Linked DNA regions of Homo sapiens: region 2 is linked to region 1. Evidence: chromatin loops called from intact Hi-C (ENCODE). Cell type or tissue: IMR-90. All regions are shown on one strand. Each heading gives the region's core, and the rest is flanking DNA. Links, peaks and the distances in the headings are about the cores only. Region 1 overlaps CABIN1 (calcineurin binding protein 1). Region 2 overlaps CABIN1 (calcineurin binding protein 1).

What was found. A loop is a pair of places that touch in the nucleus more often than their neighbours do. Peaks named below come from ENCODE experiments on the same cell type or tissue, not always from the same donor. Only the 100,000 strongest peaks of a DNase experiment are listed, where the experiment ranks them.
Region 2: a loop joins it to region 1, with 3 times the contacts of the local background. A loop is called at or near these places in 4 of 110 quality-filtered maps.

Annotation. Positions count from the first base shown.
Region 1 is chr22:24,150,962-24,161,324 of GRCh38, reverse strand. All of the region lies in intron 29 of CABIN1 (calcineurin binding protein 1), which reads right to left. Among named protein-coding and RNA genes, the nearest start is that of SUSD2, 25 kb to the left of the region's middle. RefSeq lists enhancers at 3,276-3,709, 4,638-4,707 and a silencer at 4,888-5,477. In IMR-90, for the core only: CTCF peaks have their summits at 4,212 and 5,597 (motif pointing left); DNase peaks (open chromatin) are centred at 4,224 and 5,404; H3K4me3 peaks cover 1,889 bases; H3K27ac peaks cover 2,545 bases.
Region 2 is chr22:24,057,941-24,068,303 of GRCh38, reverse strand. It overlaps CABIN1 (calcineurin binding protein 1), which reads right to left. Exons shown (of 37, transcript NM_012295.4): 11 at 8,941-9,077; 12 at 8,163-8,380; 13 at 6,279-6,357; 14 at 5,158-5,345; 15 at 4,117-4,269; 16 at 1,123-1,317. Among named protein-coding and RNA genes, the nearest start is that of CABIN1, 52 kb to the right of the region's middle. In IMR-90, for the core only: a CTCF peak has its summit at 6,089 (motif pointing left); a DNase peak (open chromatin) is centred at 7,763; H3K27ac peaks cover 1,018 bases.

The DNA of each region.
Region 1 (10,363 bases), core at 1,838-6,837:
CTTGCTTATAGAGTTGAGGGCAGCTGGGGGTGCACACCAATAGCCTCAGAGGACTTAAAGACACTGAGATTGTGCTTGAGGCTTCCCCTCCATGCCAAGCATCTCTTTCCAGGCATCTCAGTCAATCCCCCAACCCTTCAGAACGGCTCTAGGCTCCTCACTGGCAGATGAGGTCACAGAGAGAGATTTTAACAATCTGAATAATTTATGAAGCCCCAGACTCTAAGCTGAGTGCCTGATACAAGTTACCAAACCCTGCCTACAGCCTTAAGACTTTGGTGGTCTTCCCTCTGCTCTTGAGGAAACAGAGCCTCAAACACTGAGTCCCATGGTAGAGTGAGCCTAGGGGTCCACAGAGGGAGGGCATGACTGCTATGATTTGGGAACCCACGAAGACTTTCCTGGGGGAACTGAGAGCTGGTTAAGTGGAGGTGGTAGGATGCTGCCGGGCCAGCCTGTGCTCTTGCCCTGTCCATTTATGAGGGGGCTGGGAAGCAGGGTGAAGTGCCTGGGGGCAGGAGGGCTGTGCAGTCTTGGCAGGTGGCACCACTTCGAGGTGACAAGTGTCCCTGAAGTTATAGAACACTGCTATTCCCGGCCAACAGGCCAAGGCCATGCCCAGGCCCATGGCTCATGGCTCATGCTGTCTCCAGCACACTGTGGTCTCAGGGGAGCTTACTCCTGGAGGGGCAGGGGCTCTCTTTTCTGCCAGACACAGCCTTTCACTCAGCCAGGGCCAACCCGGGGCTCGACAGCCTGATGCCACAAATTCAAACACTGTTCTGATTCTCATTGTAAACCCCACTGCTGGCTGCTGGGTCACTGCTTGGGCCATTTTTAGTGGCACAGCCCAAGGCTGTTCTGAGGCTCCCTGAGCTGAGGGTTCCCAGCTCTATCTGTCACCTTGGCGGACCCCACCTTTCAGTCATGACTCCTTCTAGAGCTTCCTCCACTTCTAGGGCACAGGCAAAGGCTCTTCAGGAAATCAAGTGCCCCTGGAAATTCCAAGGCAAGAAAGAAGGGTAAGCAAGAGGAGCAGGCCAGTCAGAACAGTACTCAGACCCAAGGCACGAGCTTGTCACAGAGTGGACGAGGGTCAGGTGTGGGCTGAGTAGGGACATAGAGATTCATCCTATGTCTACACTGGGAGGGACAACCTGAGTATGTAATCAACTCACCCCTCATTTTCCAGAGAGGGAAACTGAGTTCAGGTGACCTGCCAAGGCTGCCTAGTGATGCAAAGTGGGACAGGACCCAGGGGCCAGACTCGCCCACCTCAAGTCTCTTCCTACACCCCTGCTTAACACTCAGAGGAACAAGAAATTGGCAGCCTCCCTGTTTTACAGATGTAGAAATGGAAGCATGGAGAATGCAGTGATGCCAGTTCACCTCGGTTTTGAAAAGGTGCCTCTTAAGACTTGCAAAGGCCCATTGCAGGGGCAGGCTGCCACTGGAATGCCTGCCTGTGGACGGGGTGGCTGGCAGGTGGCCAGTGTCTTCCACCAGCACCATGGGTGCCTCAGGGTGTCATAATTAAGTCCCTTGGGCAATGTTGCAGGAAATGGCCTCTAAGCAAGCTCTCTGCTGGCCTTTTCCAGCTGTCCCCTGCTGCCACACCCACAGGATTCAGATGCAACCCCCTGCCCCATTCTGTCATTCCCAGGGCCATGCCCAGCTGGGATGCCACGTGAGGCTCAAGCAAGAGGGCAGAAGAGGGAGGAACCATACTTGGGAGTAGACAGAATGGCTGTGAAGGAGCTGCCTGGGCGCTGCACAGGGGTGCTGAGGAAGGAACAGGCCATGAGGTGCCAGGAGCCACCTGGGAGACCCAGGGCACCTGGCCTGACAAGGGAGCAAGCAGGCAGCTGGGCAGGTGGTCATCTACTTCACACAGCAGTCTCTTTCCTCTCCAGCTCACCCAGGTTGTCCAATCCAAACTAGCCTGAGTCTGCTAGGGGCCTTCTTGGGCTTGGCCCGGCCTGGTCAGGCACTGCCTGCAGGGTTGCCCCCAGCTTCTGACGTCAGCAGCCAGTTTCAAGGGCCTGAGTCTTGAACGGGAATAGCTGCCCTGCCACAGTCCCCTGGACTCTGGGCTCCCCAGGGTGGAGCAGATGGGTGGTGCAGGCAGGAGGGCTGCATCTCTCTGGCTCACACCTATACCTCAAGGCCTTTGAGCAGAGCCTGGCCTCCTGGGAGACTCAAGATCTGTGAGCCAAGATGAAATCTCAGAGAACTCCTGAAGCCCCTGGGGGGAAGAGAAGCCCACAGGCAGAGAGAGTCAGGACAGACAGGGGCCCCTGGGTCCTGCCTGCAGACTGCCCAGAAAAGTAGTATTCCAGGTAAAACCCACAAATCCTGGCCTCCACATCCCTTTGCCCTTGGTGTAGCCCTAAGGTGACTCTGATTCCCAAGAGGGCTGGAAAAGTGTCTTGTCCTCCCTCATGTTCCTAGCGCCACATCCAGGCTACCCCTGAGTAGGCATTGGAGAGTTTATGCCACAGATAAATCCCTTTCAAGGATGCTGGGGAAGCCCAACTTCCCAGTGATCCAGGGTGAGGGGACAGGAGAGAAGCTGGAACAAGAAGTAATGGGCTAGGAGAGCAAGGGATGTGGGGGGTTTTTGAAGAAAGCCAGAAAAAAACCAGGATGCAGCTGGTGCCAGAGAAGAAGCGTCGGCCAAGCAGATGAGGAAATGGGCAGCCGAGTCAGGGGTATAGCAGTGACTCCCTCAGAGTCTTCCCCATCACCCGCAGCGTCCTGAGCGGAAAGTGGGTAATTTTAATCCTGACTTTTAACTCAGCAAATACAGTACATGTATTTTCCCACATCACCAAAAACATCATTCAAAATGACCACAGAGCCCTTCACTGCACAGTGAAGTGGGCTACTGGTGAGCATCTGGCTCTGGGACTTAAGGATTCTGATGAAGAATGCTGGGCTGAACATACTTCTCCACAAAGCTTTTCTCCCTCTCTTCAAGATAGATCACCCAGAGGGGACCACGAGAGTGGGCACGCAGCAGCAGGCTGGTCTCCAGGAAGCAGGTCCTGGGTGCCTGAGCTGACACAGTGGGTGAGTGTTCTGTCTTCCTGGGCCCTCCTAGCCCCAAGCCAGCCCTGTATGCCCGTGGTAAGATGGGTGGGCAAGGCTTCCTGGAGGAGCTCAGCTCTGCCAGCTCTGTTCACAGAAAACACGACACTGTGAGCAACCAAGGGAGAGCCCGTTCCCCTGGTGGAGGGATTCCTCCAGCATCCCCCGTGGCACGGGTGTCGTGGTGACTCAGTGCTCGGAACAGGCGAGGGCGGGGAGCCTGTTGGCATCCCATTCCCAAGAGCAGTGGGCACAGGGTGTAGGAGCAGACTGCATTGAGCTGAGGGCCAGCTGCTGAGTGGGTGGCTGCAGCTAGAGAGCGATGGAGCCTCTCAGCAGAGAGGGCTGCTGGGAGAGGAGATTAGGGGCCTCCCCGCCCCCCCAGAAAAGCATAAAAACTTCCTCCTGGTTCCAGCCTATTCTTAAGCACCTCAAGCGGAGCCAGGAAGGGGATGGAATCTGGCCCTGAGGTCAGGAGCAGCTGTGGGGAAAATACCAAAATCCTCTACAGTCCTGGGGAGACCCCTGTTACCCACAAACCCACACAAGTCACCAAAGCGGCGAAACAGCTTGGAGGAAAAGGAGGGGATGGCGTGGGGCGTGTAGGGCAAACTTCATCTCCTGGGGCCAACCGTCTTCACAGGCTGCCTGCCCAGCTCCTTTAACACATGATTTCACTTACACCTTGCTGGGGGAGAGACTTGTTCCAGGGCAGCCAGCCTGCAGGGAGCCAAGACTACAGCTGAACTAAGCCTATCATGCTCTTTGCACTCTACCCGGCTTGTCCCTAAGGAAGATGAGCATCACAGACAGAGCCAGGCCGGCTGGGCAGCACCCCTCCGAGCCCTGGCCCAGATTGCCCCTTCTGGAGCCTCCCTACTCAGGAGTCCCGAAGCCTTTAGAGGCAGGACTGAGTTTCCAGACCAGCAGCTCCCTATCTTCCTGATGCCCTGAGGAGCTGAGGGTCTGGCCCCTCCCGCAGTCCTGTTCCTCCCCTAAGGTTGGGAGGAAAGGGGCCCCAGAAGCAGGCCAGGTTGAACACCCCTAGGGACAGGAAGTTCCTGCAGCTTCTACCACAAACCTATCAGGGCGGGCCTCTCTGGCCGCAGGGTTGTACACAGGCCACCAGGGGCGCCCTGGCCTCCGCCCACTCCTACACCCCACCCCCCACAACGCGGTCCTGTCTCTCCAGGCGGGGCTACTGAGGGCAAGGGATTCCCCGCGCCATCCACAGGTAATGATTCTCTCTGCAGACAAGGGCTGGGAAAGCCTGCAATTTGCCTGCAGCTGGCGCCCGCTCGTTTCCAGCCTCTCCTGCCAAATAAGACGTGGAGCGCTAAGGTCCCCAGAACTGCCGGGCTGTTCCTCCCTTCCCCCTCCCGGGAAAAGCAGAAACGACAAACAACCAAGTGCATGGGAGAGCCCCGCCGCCAACTCTGCTGTAGGCTCTATGTGCCCACCCCCCATCCCATGCAACCGTTACCCCTAACCTCACTCCTCCCACTCCGCTGCGGGGCAAGGTCCTAGCCCAGCGCACATAACGGGCCGGTGCTTGTAAAGGGCTGGAACCATCTTCCTGTCCCCGCACAGCACCTATTTATAGCTAGCGAAGCACCGCGCCCGGACGCGCTGCCCACCCGGCCGGGCGGCCAGCTCACCATCCCCAAGAGCGGCACGGCACAGCTCCTCGTCGGCGCCTTCCGCCGCAAAGTTGCTCTGGCGGGCGGCTTTCGCTTTCGCGCAGCGCACGCCCCCACGAGCCAGCTCCCAGCCCGGGGCTTGGTAGGGCTGGATGCGCTGGCGCGTGTGCGGGCTTCACCAGCGCCTGCCGCCCCCGCGCGCCGCCGCCCAAGCCGGCTTGGCCGCCCACCTGACGCTGAACCGGGTGCCAGCCCGCCCTGGGCATGGGGGCGCAGCACCCCGCCGCCGGCCGATTTCCTCCGCGGGGGCGCCGGGGAAACCACAGCCCACGGGCTTCCTGCTGCGCCTGGTGCGCCGAGGCGGGGGGCGGCCGCCAGAGCCCACCAGGGGACGATTGAGCAAAAGCGCCAGCAAAGTGGAGACCCAGACGGGCAGCGGAGGCGAAGCGGTTGCGCAGCCCCAGCCCCGGCCCCAGTCCCGGCCCCAGTCCCGGCCCCCGCCCCCGCCAAGTTCCTACCCGCCGGCTCCGCCGTGGCATCTGTGCAGTGGAGCTAGGGCGAGCGCCGGGCCATGGCCGCGGAGGCTCGTTCGCTCTCTCGCTCGCGGCGGGCCGGGGCGGGGCAGGCGCGGCCGGACGGGGCGCCGGCACTCTACTGGAAGCGGGCCCAGGAGCGCAACTGACTTTTGCCGGCCAATCCTCTCCGGTTCCCTGGACTGGCCGCTGGTGGCGGGCTGTGGACCGCTGCCGGGCAAAGTGGGTGCAGCTCTCACTGCAGGAAGCTGTGGGGCCCCAGAGAGCATGGTGTAGGGGTGGCCAGGAGTGCGGCAGGCCGGGATGGCATTGGCCAACTGTGTGTGAGGGTTATATCCCCCCTCTGCAGGCGGTGCCTATGTGAATGGCGCCCCCTGGAGTTGTGCCAGTAGTGCCCTGTGGCAGGCAGAAGTGTAGGTGTGTGGGGGAAACGACTGGCCACAGCCGAGCTGTCCTTGCTGTTACAGTTGGGCAGGGGGGCTGCAGTGAAGACCGCTGGAGTAATGTCCTCAGGGCGGAGGGCAAAAAAGAGATGCCATGGTAAGTGGGTTTTACAGCTGGAAGGGGCCTCATCTTCCAGCTAGGCTGTGAGGCCCACAGAGAAAGCACTGGGTTTGAGGGGTAGGGTTGGGAGTAGTAGGCAGCTCTCAGGACACCCCTTCCCCCAGTTTCAGTATTCCAAGAACAGCAACAGTACCCCATCCCCAGGACATGAGCAGCTTTGCAGAGCTCAGGGAGGGTCGCTCTCCGGCCTGGAAGCGGGTACTGTACCCTGCTACAGATGAGAAACAGGCTCAGGAGGGGAGGGCCTCACTCACAGCGTCTGGCCAATGCCCCTGGTACTCACAGCTCCAGTGTGCACACAGCATCTTCCTGATTTCCCATGAAGGTAGGCTGCACTGGGACAGTCTACCAACTCCTGGCTGCTCCTCCCACTCCAGCTGAGGGGAGGCCAAGGAAAGGCAGGGATGGGCCAACCTGCACGGGCTAGGTGAGAGAGATGCTGCCCCAAGCCCTGGCTTACCCACCCCCAACCCTTTGCCCCCATGAGCTTCTCTCTTATCACATAGCGAGCTTCTCTCTTATCACATAGCGCCGTTCCTCCCTCCACAGACACCCAGGGGCCTCAGACCCATTTAGCCCCTATCCTGGTGACACCTGTCCTAGTGACATCTCCTCTCTGAGCTGGCTGGTTTCCACCTGGCCTACCCCTGGGCTGGTTCCTGGAGCCAGCGGTCCAAGGCTTACTCTGTGCCCCTTCCAGGTACCCCTAGTCCAAATCAGCCCCAGGTCCAACCTGCCCCTTCAGCCTGGGTAATGTCACACTCTCTGCCCTCCTTCCTTCCCTCCAGGAGGAACTCAAGAGGCAGTGCCTCAGGATCTCCTCGAGGGATACTGCTCCCTGCCAGGCACTGGACTTGCTGCTGGGGACACAGAAGAAGGAGGCTGGGTTACCTAGAGATCATTCACTTGCAGGGGAGTCACAATGAGCACAAGCTACCTCAAGGCTGTGTGAGGACAAGGGGCTCCTCACCATGGTCAGGGTCTTAAGCAAGGAGTTCTAAATCTGCATGTTGCTCAAGCCACAACAGCCCCTTGCCATCTACCTACATTCATATAGTCATTTGACAGACACACATAGGGACAGGTTCAGAAACACTGGACACTGGTGCAGTCACACAGCAATAAGGCCACTATGGCTGGGACCTGTCCCCAAGGCCCGACTAGCTCCAGAGCTAGTTGGGCCACTCTTCCCGGCTGTCCACAGGGCTGTAGCAGACACGAGGACCAAAGCGACACTCACACCTTGCACAGCTCATGACCTTACTTCATACCTTATCTACTTCCTGTAAGATCAAGTTGGACCAAAGGAAGCTGAGAACATCTGCTCATCACACCCAGGCCAGGAAGAAACTGTGTGTTGTCTGTGGTGAGTGTGTGGCTCTCTGGAAACTAGTCCCCTGCATCCCAGAGGCCTCCAGGTCCATCACGGGCAGCACCTAGCTCTCCCCAGCGCGCATGCCTTCCCACAGAAAGAGTAGAGTGGATAGGTGCTCTCTCAGACACATTGCCAAAGAAGGGATCTGCAGGCACCACTCCACCTACCAGCACAGATGAACACACTGAGGCTCAGAATGGGCTGGGCAGCTTGGGGTCCCAGTGCCTGGCTATCACAGCAGGAGGGAGTCCTGTGGTGGAAGAGGGGAGCTCAGGGCTTCTGTGCTAAGCCTCTGCTGAGTAAAGCCTCTGGGGAGACTTCCCTGGGAGAATGTTGCTCCCAGCTGGGCTCCGAGGCCTTGTGGGTTCCAGCTTCCTTGGTCCCCCTCCCAGCACCACACGATGTCCTGCACTCTGTGCCTGTATCTGTGCCAGCCCTCTCCAAAGCCCCATCAGATGGATACTGCCATGTCTGACAGGTAAAAACACTCAGGCCCTGAGCATGGAGGTTCCTCACTAAGCTGAGCCTTACCCTGTCACCCCCCAACCCCCCAGGAAGTGCTTGTGTACATACCAAGAGGTCCCTGGAGCGTCATGTGATAGTGCTATGACAATCAGAGGCTGGTGAGACTGCCTGCCCTGATCCTTGAGGATTCTCTGGGCTCAAAGAGCTGCGCTTACTGGCACTGTCAGCACCCTATGCAGGAAAACCCTGTGGGACCTAATTACCCACAAAGCACCTGGATGTCCAGGACACAAGCCTCTGACCACTGCCCCAGAGAGAGAACTGCTTACCCACCTCAGGGCCACTCCTGAAGGCCTATGAAGTTGCAGCTCTCTGCCAACCTAAGGAGCCCAGGAGACCAGGCCACCCCAGCCATGCTCACCCACAGGCCAGCAGGAGCCTGCTTAAGTGGTCACACCCTCCTTGGAAATATATGCTTGGCCTTTGGCTCACGTGGCTGGTCCAAGTAAGTACCTTCACACCCCCCACCCCAGTGGTGGTGGGCTTCTGGTCCTGCAAATCCAAGGCCCAGATCCCAGAGCTAGGCTGCTGCCAAAGGTGCTGTCGGCTGAGCTGCCCAGGGGACCTCATAGCCCCAGTGGCACCCTATAGCCATCCCTTCCAAGGCCTGAGTGGGTGCAGACCTGTAGATTTCTCCTGGCTCCTTTCTTTTTTTTTCTCTGCTCTGTCGCCCAAGCTGGAGTGCAGTGGTGCAATCTTGGCTCACTGCAACCTCTGTCTCGTGGGTTCAAGCAATTCTCCTGCCTCAGCCGCCCAAGTTGCTGGGATTACAGGCACACACCACCACGCCCAGCTAATTTTTATATTTTTAGTAGAGATGGGGTCTCACCATGTTAGCCAGGCTGGTCTCAAACTCCTAATCTCAAATGATCCACCTGCCTCAGCCTCCCAAAGTGCTGGGATTACAGGCGTGAGCCACCGTGCCTGGCCCTGGCTCCTTTCTTGCCGTGGCAAGAATGTTCCTCAGTGTTAACAGTCCCCGTTCTCAGCCTGGGAGCTTTGAAGCTTCCAGTTGGTTTGGAGGCACAAGGCCTTGCTGCTGCTTACCTGCCTCCCTGCTGTGGGACACTGGCTCTGTGTGACCTGTGTCTGGCAATTTTTCTACCTAGAGTGTGACAGCAGAGACTGCTGAGCCTTACAGTTCCGAGTCAGCCAGTTTCCTCTCCTTTCCCCAACGGTCGAGACAGAGTGAAGTGCGTTTCTCCTCCCTAGACCCACAGACCCCCAAAAACCATCCTGTCCAGATGCCCACAGCTCCACTTGATTCTTGCAGGCTAGAGCTTCTGCTACTCAGAAATTGTCCAGCCTGTGCTGAACTTTAGATGTCACTGAGTCCAAATGCTCTGTGTGAGCCATGAGTGAGGACGCAGAGATGAGGAAGACAGAAATGACCTTCCTGGGTCAGCCACAGCAGGGATCGACTCAAGGATCCCTGTCCCTCAGTCTGGGGCTGCCTCCATCTCAGTGGACAGCTGTGCCTGGATCACGTGCACATCCACGGGGACGGCACATGCGGCACCTGGTGTGCACAGGGCTGTTGTTGCTACCAGTGCCCTACTGAAGGGGAAAAGATGCCCCAAGATGGCTGTCCCCACAGTTCTCCATCACCAGGAGGCAGAACTGGGATCTTAGTCACCAATACCAGGGCTCTTGTGGATGGGCAGTGACCCAGCCACAGCCTGGAGGACTGAGTGGAGGAAGGATGGGCCACTGGAGGAAGGTGAGGATGGCAGGGGCCTAGGACAGACAGGAGAATGAGGAGGGCAAGAGGTGGGTAGGCAGTGCATGCAAAGGGGGTGCGTGTGGCAGTGGGTACCATATCTGGGTGAGGACCTTTGTGGAGAGAGAGGGGTTGCAGGGAATCTGGGGAACAGATTGGGCAGAGAAGACTGGCCAGCAGGCTCCAAGGCCTCTTGGTGTGAGCTGAGGCCTGAAGTGTGATCTGATGGAATCAAGAGCCTCCCTGAGGCAATAGGATGCTTATACTGGGCCCCTCTGAGCCCCACCCCCACCTTGCTGCCCAGGCTTCTAGAATAGCCCACTCTTTGGAAGACTGCTGAGCTGCTTCTGTTTCATCTCAGGAGGGGAGCCCGGATCTTAGAAAAGCCACATCTGACATTCACATGGAGAAAAGTAGGGCAGTCGATCCATCTTCTGACCCCTGGTCCCTAAAAAATGGCTTTTGTGGGCTTGTGGGGATCTGGCTCCTCTGGCTAGGCTGCAAGGTAGGGAAGGTCATGGGGAAGCAATGGGGGCAGGGAGAATTCCTTGGAACCAAACTGTGGTTTCAGGCCATGAATGGTGGCAGTTGCCATGGTCTGTGCCAGGTGTCCTCCCTGGACGGCCTGCACAGGATCTTTGTCAGATAGACCCCCTTTGTGCAGGGAGGGGGCCAAGCTGAACAGGTAGCGGGAACAGGCACTCTGGTAGCATGGGTTAGCCTGACCACGAGCCAGAGGTGAGGTCCTAGGCAGAGCTGGTACCTCCAAGGGCGTTCGGGTTCCCAAGTAGGCTCACATCCCACTACCTCTTACTGCCTCATGACAGCTCTAGGGAGAAATCCTTCAATCCCCTGTGTTGCCTCAGAAAGGGAACAAACTTGCCCATGCTTGCCCTACAGAGTCACCCCCAAACTA
Region 2 (10,363 bases), core at 3,166-8,165, 94 kb after region 1:
CAGGTAACAGGTCACACACATCTCATCCGCTGATCTTGGCTTGGGCCTGACTGACCTCCTCTGCCAGGAGCTGGAGCCTCCTTCCCTCCACCCCCTTCTCCCTCCTGCTTCCCCAAACCAACTCTTTCTTACCCTTTCCCCATGACTGAGGTGCTTCCATTTGTTCCCATAGTCGCACCTCTTAACTATTTCCCAGTTCAACAATGTTAATGATTAAAATGCTTCGTGCAATCTGTGCAAAAAGCCTGGGAGAAGACTGGACTCTCTTTCCAAATTGAAAGGGAAGTACCCCATAGATACAAAACACAATGTGATTAGTAGGATGAAGCATAAGGGACCAGGACTCAATGCCACTAAGCATATTTTGCGTATTATCTTCCATGTTTATCTCGGTGCCAACTCAACCCTCCTGAGGATGGTGGCAACGATGACAGCAGTACCTCCACAGCACCTGCTAGTGCCAGGCATGGTGCCAACACACATTACCTTGTGTAATCCCTACAACAGGACTCTGAGCTAAGGACATTGGTCATCCCTATCCTAGAAATGAGGAACTGAGCTCAGAGAGGTTGAATAACTGCCCAGCACCCAGCAGCTGCCAGTTCCCTGGCAGGCTCTTGGTAAGAGTTTACCTCCTGAGGAACAGAAGCACAGAAGGATTCAGGAGGGCACACGAGGTTTCAAACATAAGGCTAGTGTTATTTTTCTTCAACACATTGGTCTTTATTTTATCTTGATTCTTTCCACTGTACAGATATTTTAGCCACTTTTATATTTACCTTAAAAAGCAATACAAAACAAGATGGATGAATAAACAAGTGGATGGACAGATGATGACCTGACCATTCTTCCTTCCTCCTCTGCCACACAGAAGTTCTGAGTCAAGTGTGGGGTTCACCCTGAGCCACGCAGAACCCTAGAACCTGCACTCCTTGGTTCTAACTTTCCATTAGTCTTGACCATATCTTCTGACTAACATCTTCCTGGGGGCTTAGTGGTTTTGACATCCACTCTCTTCTAGCTATACATTCTTAAGAACTACCGCAGAACCTCCAGAGAATAAACACAAACAAGCAAGGAGAGAAGGTGCAAGTGGGTGTGAGGGACACTGGCAGCACACACCTGCAGAAGAAGCAGCTGGGCTGGCCTCTCAGGAATGGAAGTCATAAACTCCAGGTGTTTGGCCCGGTCAAACCCACTGGTGCACAAAGTGGGGCGGAGCAGATGCACAACAGCCTTGTAGTCGCCTGCTTCATACAGCCGCTGAATCTCCTCCAGGGACTGGCACCGCTCCAGCGACTTCAGGTTCTTATCAATCTGAAAAAGGCCCGGCAATGCTGTATGAGGGTAAACCCCTCAGCCCCTGCCCCACCAAATCTGGCCAGTGTTTGTTTTTATCAGACTTGGATGAGGAGAATAAAAATTAGACTATGTTCCAGCCCAAAAAAAATTAGATTCCTCCTTCATACATCAGTGTTTACACTAAACGTATGTGTTAAAAGTATTTCTATTAATGGCTAGGCATCCAATTCTTTAAAAAACAAGCACATCAAAAACCAAAAACTACTCAGAAGCAGAGGAGTTCCAGGAAAGCATCCACCAAGATAGCTGGACAGCCTTGTGGTCACAGTTCGGCGAACCAGTCTTGCAGAACTGCGGAACATCGGGTTGTCAGAGACTCAGCAAGCCTGGACCAGAGGTTGTCATACGCTACATGCAGGACCTGACGAAGCCCTGGCATGTAGACAGCTCTGTACTTGTACTTGTCCCTGAAATAACTCTAGGAGAGTCTGAAGGCCACTTTCAGCCAGTGTGGACATGTCACAGATGCAGAACTGCAGCAGGGTCTGGAGCTGCACAATGAATAAAGTGGCACCTGGGTGGAACTTGGCATATAGGCCACACACTGCTGACTCAACCCCATGGCCAGCCCAATACTGGTCTGCTCCAGCTGATATTTCCTTCCAGTTCCACTGGGGTGGCTGCCACACATAGCCAGGAGAGCAGAGCAATGACTGCTTCTAAATAGTGCTGGTGAGAGCTCCCACACCTGCTTTCCACCAAGGATCTGCAGTGTCCCAGTGTACTACAGCAGCCTTTCCCAGGCCTCTCCTGTCTTCCCAACAGAGGCCCCACTCAGCATATGGGAAGCTCTCTTGTTCCTCAGAAACAGGTCAACCCTGGGCTAACTATGCCAAATCACAAGAAACCTTTGACTAAAAAATACCATTTAAAACCTTTCACTCCCTCTCCCTCTCCCTACGGTCTCCCTCTCCATCTCTTTCCATGGTCTCTCTCTCCCTCTCTTTCCACGGTCTCCCTCTGATGCCAAGCCGAAGCTGGACTGTACTGCTGCCATCTCGGCTCACTGCAACCTCCCTGCCTGATTCTCCTGCCTCAGCCTGCCGAGTGCCTGCGATTGCAGGCGTGCGCCGCCACGCCTGACTGGTTTTCATATTTTTTCGGTGGAGACGGGGTTTCGCTGTGTTGGCCGGGCTGGTCTCCAGCTCCTAATCGCGAGTGATCCGCCAGCCTCGGCCTCCCGAGGTGCCGGGATTGCAGACGGAGTCTCGTTCACTCAGTGCTCAATGGTGCCCAGGCTAGAGTGCAATGGCGTGATCTCGGCTTGCTACAACCTCCACCTCCCAGCCGCCTGCCTTGGCCTCCCAAAGTGCCGAGATTGCAGCCTCTGCCCGGCCGCCACCCCGTCTGGGAAGTGAGGAGCGTCTCTGCCTGGCCGCCATCGTCTGGGATGTGAGGAGCCCCTCTGCCTGGCTGCCCAGTCTGGAAAGTGAGGAGCGTCTCTGCCCGGACACCATCCCATCTAGGAAGTAAGGAGCGTCTCTGCCCGGCCGCCCATCGTCTGAGATGTGGGGAGCGCCTCTGCCCCGCCGCCCCATCTGGGATGTGAGGAGTGTCTCTGCCCGGCTGCCCATTATCTGAGATGTGAGGAGCGCCTCTGCCCGGCCGCGACCCCGTCTGGGAGGTGAGGAGCGTCTCTGCCCGGCCGCCCCGTCTGAGAAGTGAGGAGACCCTCCGCCTGGCAGCCGCCCCGTCTGAGAAGTGAGGAGCCCCTCCAACCGGCAGCCGCCCCGTCTGGGAAGTGAGGAGCGTCTCCGCCCGGCAGCCACCCCGTCCGGGAGGGAGGTGGGGGGTCAGCCCCCGCCCGGCCAGCCGCCCCGTCTGGGAGGTGAGGGGCGCCTCTGCCCGGCCGCCCCTACTGGGAAGTGAGGAGCCCCTCTGCCCGGCCACCACCCCCTCTGGGAGGTGTACCCAACAGCTCATTGAGAACGGGCCATGATGACAATGGCAGTTTCGTGGAATAGAAAAGGGGGAAAGGTGGGGAAAAGATTGAGAAATCGGATGGTTGCTGTGTCTGTGTAGAAAGAAGTAGACATGGGAGACTTTTCATTTTGTTCTGTACTAAGAAAAATTCTTCTGCCTTGGGATCCTGTTGATCTATGACCTTACCCCCAACCCTGTGCTCTCTGAAACATGTGCTGTGTCCACTCAGGGTTAAATGGATTAAGGGCGGTGAAAGATGTGCTTTGTCAAACAGATGCTTGAAGGCAGCATGCTCGTTAAGAGTCATCACCACTCCCTAATCTCAAGTACCCAGGGACACAAACACTGCGGAAGGCCGCAGGGTCCTCTGCCTAGGAAAACCAGAGACCTTTGTTCACTTGTTTATCTGCTGACCTTCCCTCCACTATTGTCCTATGACCCTGCCAAATCCCCCTCTGCGAGAAACACCCAAGAATGATCAATAAAAAAAAAAAAAAAAAAAAAAACCTTTCAGCTGGGCACAGTGGCTCACACCTGTAATCCCAGCACTGCGAGAGGCCAAGACAGGTGGATCACCTGATGTCAGGAGTTCAAGACCAGCCTGGCCAACATGGTGAAACCCCGTCTCTACTAAAGATACAAAAAATTAGCCAGGCATGGCGGCGGGCACCCGTAATCCCAGCTACTCAGGAGGCTGAGGCAGGAGAATCCCTTGAACCCCAGAGGTGTAGGTTGCAGTGAGCCGAGATTGCACTATTACACTCCAGCCTAGGCGACAAAAGTGAAACTCCATCTCAGGAAACAAACAAACAAACGAAAATTCTCACTTACCTCCTCCAGGGAAACCACAGAGTCATTATGGAGGTTGGGCAGCCGGATGACAATGTCTCTTCGTTCAGCCCCTGCCTCCACCTGGATGGCGGTGGAACTCTGGAGCATTTCTGTGCAGATGTCATAGTTCTCCAGGGCCTGCTCCATGTCTCCCTGGTTAGACGGAAAACAGGTCAGGGAACCAAAGCAGAAGACTGACTATGATGTGCCAGATGCTTTACACCACTTATCTCACTAGACTGTGGAGGCCATGAGGGTGGGTTTTTTACCAATTACACTGTACCCCCCTAAGAAAGGCCTGGCATGTAGCTTGGGCTCAATAAATACTTGTTGACTAAATGAACAGTCCATGTCAACTCTGCGAGGGGAGATATCATAAACCCCATGTTGCAGATGAAAACACTGAGGACACTTGAGCAAAGCCAGAATTAGAAGCCAGGCCTGTCCTAATTCCAGAACTAATGTTCTTCACATCAAACAGTGTTGCTTTCTTTAGACTAAATGGTTGCTGACAGGGCCCTAGCAATCTCTTGACTCATTCTACCACAGTGTACCAGTACCACCATGTGCAAGGTGCTAGGTAACAGCCAATCCATCCTGGCCTTCCAGACCAGGCTCTGAAGGGAAGCTTTCCCAGAACTCTCATAAAACAGGTGAATAATTCCCTCCTAGAAAGCTCTGTATCTGTTTATTCACTTGCTCGGGCTCTCTCAGGAAAACATAAGCAAAGAGTCAAGATGCCAAGGCAATCTTGAGTGGGGGAGGTAGAGGCAGAGCAAATGCCTTCCAGAGCTCTGTGGTTATGCTAAAGAGCTTTACAGATTGGTATCATGCTTGGAAGTCTGAGATGCTGAGAATTCCCCACTGTGTCACACTTTCTCATGCCAAGCCCAGTGCCCGGGCAGGTGCTATGCATGTACACATGCATGCACACACACACACACACACACATACACACACACACCCTCAACATGGTCAATTTTCTGCCCACCCTGCTGGGTGTCAGGGCATGCTCCCCAAGCAGCTGACCATGGAACTAACCTGCAGCGCCAGGAAGCGAGCCTTCAGCCAGTAAACACGGACCACAAACTCCAGCCAACCATCCTCGAACAGGTCGCGCTGGGACGAGGCAAATGACAGCTGTAGGAGGTCACCCAGGCAGTGGGTCCCTGGGAAGTCAGGTCCAAATCTGCCATTCACCATACCAGCAGGGCAGTTCCGAGGAGACACTAAAAACCATCAGGCCAACGAGTCAACTTCATGTGTAGCATTCTAATGCCCTTCTGCTTCTCAGAAGTTGCACTTGGCCCTAACCACACCCACCCTATCTCCAGGGGCACCCTAAGCCCCTCAGAGCCCTACAGCTCCCTGAGTGGCAGGCATCAGAGAGGTTGGACCAGTTAAGACAAAGATATGCAGAGACCCTGCCCCCTGCCGAGAGTCAGGGGCAAGGGCAAGGGGAAGCAATTTTACAGACAGCATTGAGTATATCTACATTCCACCAGGTGGTAGTTTAAAAGTCAGAATGAAGCTGGGCCCAGTGGCTCATGCCTGTAATCCCAGCACTTTGGGAGGCTGAGGTGGGCGGATTACTAGAGGTCAGGAATTCAAGACCAGCCTGGCTAACATGGTGAAACCCCATCTCTGCCAAAAAATACAAAAATTAGCCAGGCATGGTGGCACACGCCTGTAGTCCCAGCTCCTCGGGAGGCTGATATGGGAGAATCACTTGAGCCTGGGAGGCAGAGGTTGCAGTGAGCCAAGATCATGCCACTGCACTCCAGCCTGGGTGACAGAGCAAGACGCTGTCTTACCAAAAAAAAAAAAAAAAAAAAAAAAAATCCGTATCACCAGAAAAATTACTGAAGCTACATAATACATAAAGCACTGCATTGAACAGTCACACCAAAACTGAGATCCCACTTCCTTCAATCTTGTGTAACAGCAAAGCAGGGAGGTGGCTCCCTCTGGGGGCTCAGCTACTGCTAACCACTTCTTGAGTATCCAGGAGATTTCCCTGGGACCCTGACAAGCCAACCCAAAAAATGTGCCTACTGTAGATATAAGGCTAAATTCCATGACTCAGTCTCCCGCCTCAGCTTTCTCCCAGCTGCTGGGGGTTCAGATATTAGCCTGGCCACAGAACACATAATGCCTCCTACCTGCAGAGCTTCTGCCTTTGGTCAGCAGCCACTGGTCCAGCTGGAGTTCCATGCAGGAGAGAGACATCAGCATCATGTCCTGCAGGACAGACACAGGAAGGTCAAGAACAGTATCACAAAGCCTCTTCACAGTGTGGGGGGTAGGGGGCTGTGGAAGGAAACAAAACTATACTTTTTGATAAAAATATAATTCTTTCTATCCACTTGCCATTTCATAAGTGATAATCAGTGGCTACTCGCCAGAACATAAAAAGAGCCACATGGATGTATGTTGGGACAAGACTTGGGAGAGGCCAGGAGACCGGTCTTCAGAGTTCTTGTCCTGTTGAAGAGGCAGCCCTGTCACCTGCCAAGTGCTGGGACGGACACTGCATCCAAATTATAGAACTCAACCCTTAAAAGTTCTGGGCAGCTGGTATACCATTCCCAGGGCACTTGAGGAAGCTGAGGCTCAGTGATGAGAAGGCACTTGCCCATTGGGCACAGCTGGAAGGTGATCATCAGCCTGCTTTGCCTGGGGATCAAAGCCCTGGTTCCTCCTGCTGTTTCACAACTGCCCCAGGGGAGCATGGCCTGGTGGGCAGAAGCTGCCAGGAGGTTGCCCTGAGGTAACTCAGTGGAGGGTGCCCACCAAGGGATGACTGACCTACAAGCTCTTCTACCTCCTGTGCTCTCAAGTCAGAAAGACCACCAGGCATCCCTGAATGTTCCTGGTGCTCCTGCTTCAGCATTCAGTGTCCCACCTCCAACAGGAGTAAGGGGCCAGAGCACCTTGTGTTCCCTTGAGCTCCAGGAGGCACCAAGTGGAGGAGGCTGGGGTGTGGAATGCAGCAGGAAGACAAGGCTCAGTGAGGCTCAGCCCCCTACTGCTGGTGGCCCCCAAAGCTTCTCTAAGCACGCTATTTAGCTTCTGCTGTTTTATCATCTGTTAAAAATAGTCATAGGCCAGGCATGGTGGCTCCCGCCTGTCATCCCAGTGCTTTGGGATGCCAAGGCATCAGGATCACTTGAGCCCAGGAGTTCCAGACCAGTCTGGGCAACATGGCAACATGGCAAGACCACATCCTAACATCGTAACAAAAGGAGACCCCCATCTCTACAAAACAAAACAAATTTTTTTTTTTTGAGACAAGAGTCTCGCCTTGTCGCCTAGGCTGGAGTGCGGTGGCGCCATCTCGGCTCACTGCAAGCTCCGCCTCCCGGGTTCACACCATTCTCCTGCCTCAGCCTCCTGAGTAGCTGGGACTATAACCGGGTGTGGTGGTGTACGGCTGTGGTTCCAGCTACTTTGAAGGCTGAGGTGGGAGGACTACCCGAGCCCAGGAGGTTGAAGCTGCAGTGAGCCGTGACTGCACCACTGCACTCCAGCCTAGGCAACAGAGCAAGACCCTGTCTCAAACAACAACAACAAAAGCCTCAGTCACAGTCCTTGCCAACTCAAACAAACCAAATGTTTCCCTTTCCTCCAGCTTCTCCTGGCAAGGCTTCCTGTGACTCAGTAAACAACCCGAGAAGCCCTCCCCATGACTCTCATTCCCTCACACATCCCATGTCTAGTTCAACCTATCAGCTCTGCAACCACAAACCAGCACCCCACTATTACCACTGGATCTCAGCCACTGCTCCCCTGGCATGGCAGCAGCCTCCTGATAGCCCCGTGAGCCCACTCTCACCCCTAAGTGTATCCTCCACTCAGCCATCAGGGAGCTTTCTAGGCACAAACTAGGTTCAGTGACTTCCTGCTTCGACACCCACAAAAAAACCAGGTTCCAGGCCCACAAGTAGATGCAGCCAAACACAACAGCAGCCCCACACCCATGCAAGATCCCTGTCCCCATGCCCTGGTCCCAGTTCAATACCAGCCCTTGAGAGGCTCCCCCTAACCTTGATGTGCTTGTTGCTGCAGTCCCTCAGCAGCGGGTTGGGCAGGCTGGTGCTGTGCCTCCTCCAGCTGTGGTAGACGCTGAGCACGACCTCCGCCAAGCCTGGAGGCCACCTTACCAAGAACTTGTGGCCCATGGCTTTCAGGTAGCGCATCATCAGCTCCAGGATGCCCCCGTTGGTTAGGTTCTCCAGCAGGAACTCATGCACGTCCTGCTTTTCTGCCCGGGGAGCAAGAACAACCTGACTTGAATAAAGAGTACCTTCCATGCCAGGGTCTCCTATTTACTTTGGGACAGTAAAGACTGTTCCCTCCCTCTACCATCTGATCCAGGTGGACATGATACCACGTTGTGGTGCTGAGATCAGGCTACTGGGTTCAATGCCTGGCTCCAACCCTCAGCAGCTATGATTGAGCCTCTCTGAATCTCCGTATCTAAGGTGGACATCAAAAGGGCAGACCTCCAAGTGCTGCCATGTGCACTAATCTCACTCAACAGTTATACACTGATACACACTCAACAGGTGTGCTTATATAGATTCAATTTGCAAAGCGAAGTCTCTGAATTTGGCCATAAGAAAGCATAGCAAGTATGAGCCTGGACATTTCAGAAGACCTCCAAGCTGACCACAGGGCTTAGGTCCAAGACTAATCCAGGCAGACTCTTGGCCACACTAAAAAACACCCCAGAACCATTCTCCCAGAACAAAACATAAGCAGGTTATAGGATAGTGGGAAGAAGAATTCCCAAAGTGAATGGTCACACTGCTCGATTCCTACCAGATTCCATGAATGTGGCTGAGTCAAATGACAGCCTTTGAGGCCCAATGCTTGGGAAGCTTTCCAGTTTGGCTTCTGACTGGACTTCATAGTTATTAAAGGAATCATCTTCCTCCTCAGGGTCCAGCTTTCTTAACCTGCATGTAACATGCCAAAATCACAAAGTCACAACACACGTTCTGACACAAGCATCTGAACTCTTCCTGTTAGAGAAACTAAATCTGAGTCAGGAAGAAGGCAGCTAAAATAAGTGGGTGGTGGGGTCCAGAACCCAGGCCTCCAGGAGGCTCTGCCTCTCTCCAGGGCCTCATGAGCCAGCATTTGGTCTGTATCCTGTCTCGGTCATTCATCTCATCAACAGATGATTACCGAGCACCAGCTATGTGCCAGGCACTGTGCTAGGCACCAAATACAGCAGCCCTAAATGTGGCAGATCCTGCCTGCAGTAAGCTTACCCTCTAGAGAGACACAGCCAATAAGCAGGTACACAAACTAACCCAAATAAGGACCACCTCACAACAGAGTGCTTGAGACTATGGGTCAAAAGGGCCCTGCTTTAGAGAGCAGGGTCAGAGAAAGCCTTTGAGAGGGGATAATGTTCATGCTGACACACTGGAGGAGGAGAAGGGCTTGCAATACAAAGATGCAGGACAAGAACAGGTACAAAGGCACAGGCCAGAAGAGCACCTGGTGTGTTCTAGGACCTCATGGGAGCCCAACAACTAAGGTGGAAAGCGGATAGATAGGTGGGAGTTTGGGGGATACATCAAGCTCATCTGAACTTGGTCCTTCCGTGGCTCCTCACAAAGCTGTGGGTGGGCCCAGTCTCGGGACTGGGGATGCCTCTCCTGGCAGGCACTCCTCCCAAGGACCCATTTCAGCCAACCTTGTGGTGTTCCCTCAACCCAGAACCCCTGCAGCATAAACACTCAGGGCACTTGTGAATGTCTTCATTCACGTATTGCACACACTCCCAGGGTGACTCCATCAGGCGAGCTACCATGTTGCTCTTGCCTTGACCATTCAAAGAAGCAGAAACTAAGTTAAGTGTGGTTGCTCAAGATTGTAATCTCAACATTTTGGGAGGTGGAGGCAGAAGGACGGCTTGAGGCCAGGAGTTCAAGATCAGCCTGGGCAATATAGCAAGACCTCATCTCTACAAAAAACAAGAAATAAAATTAGCTGGGCATAGTGGTGTGCACCTGTGGTCCTGGGTATTCAGGAGGATCCCTTGAGTCCAGGAGTTCAAGGCCACAGTGAGCTATGATTGTGCCACTGTACTCCAGCCTAGGCAACAGGGCAAGACCCCATCTCTAACAAAAATAAACAACAAAGGAGCAGACACTAAACCACAAACGAAACCAACAACTAAAATGAAGATTAAAAAGAAAGTCGAAACCATCCAGGTAAATGGGACTAGGGA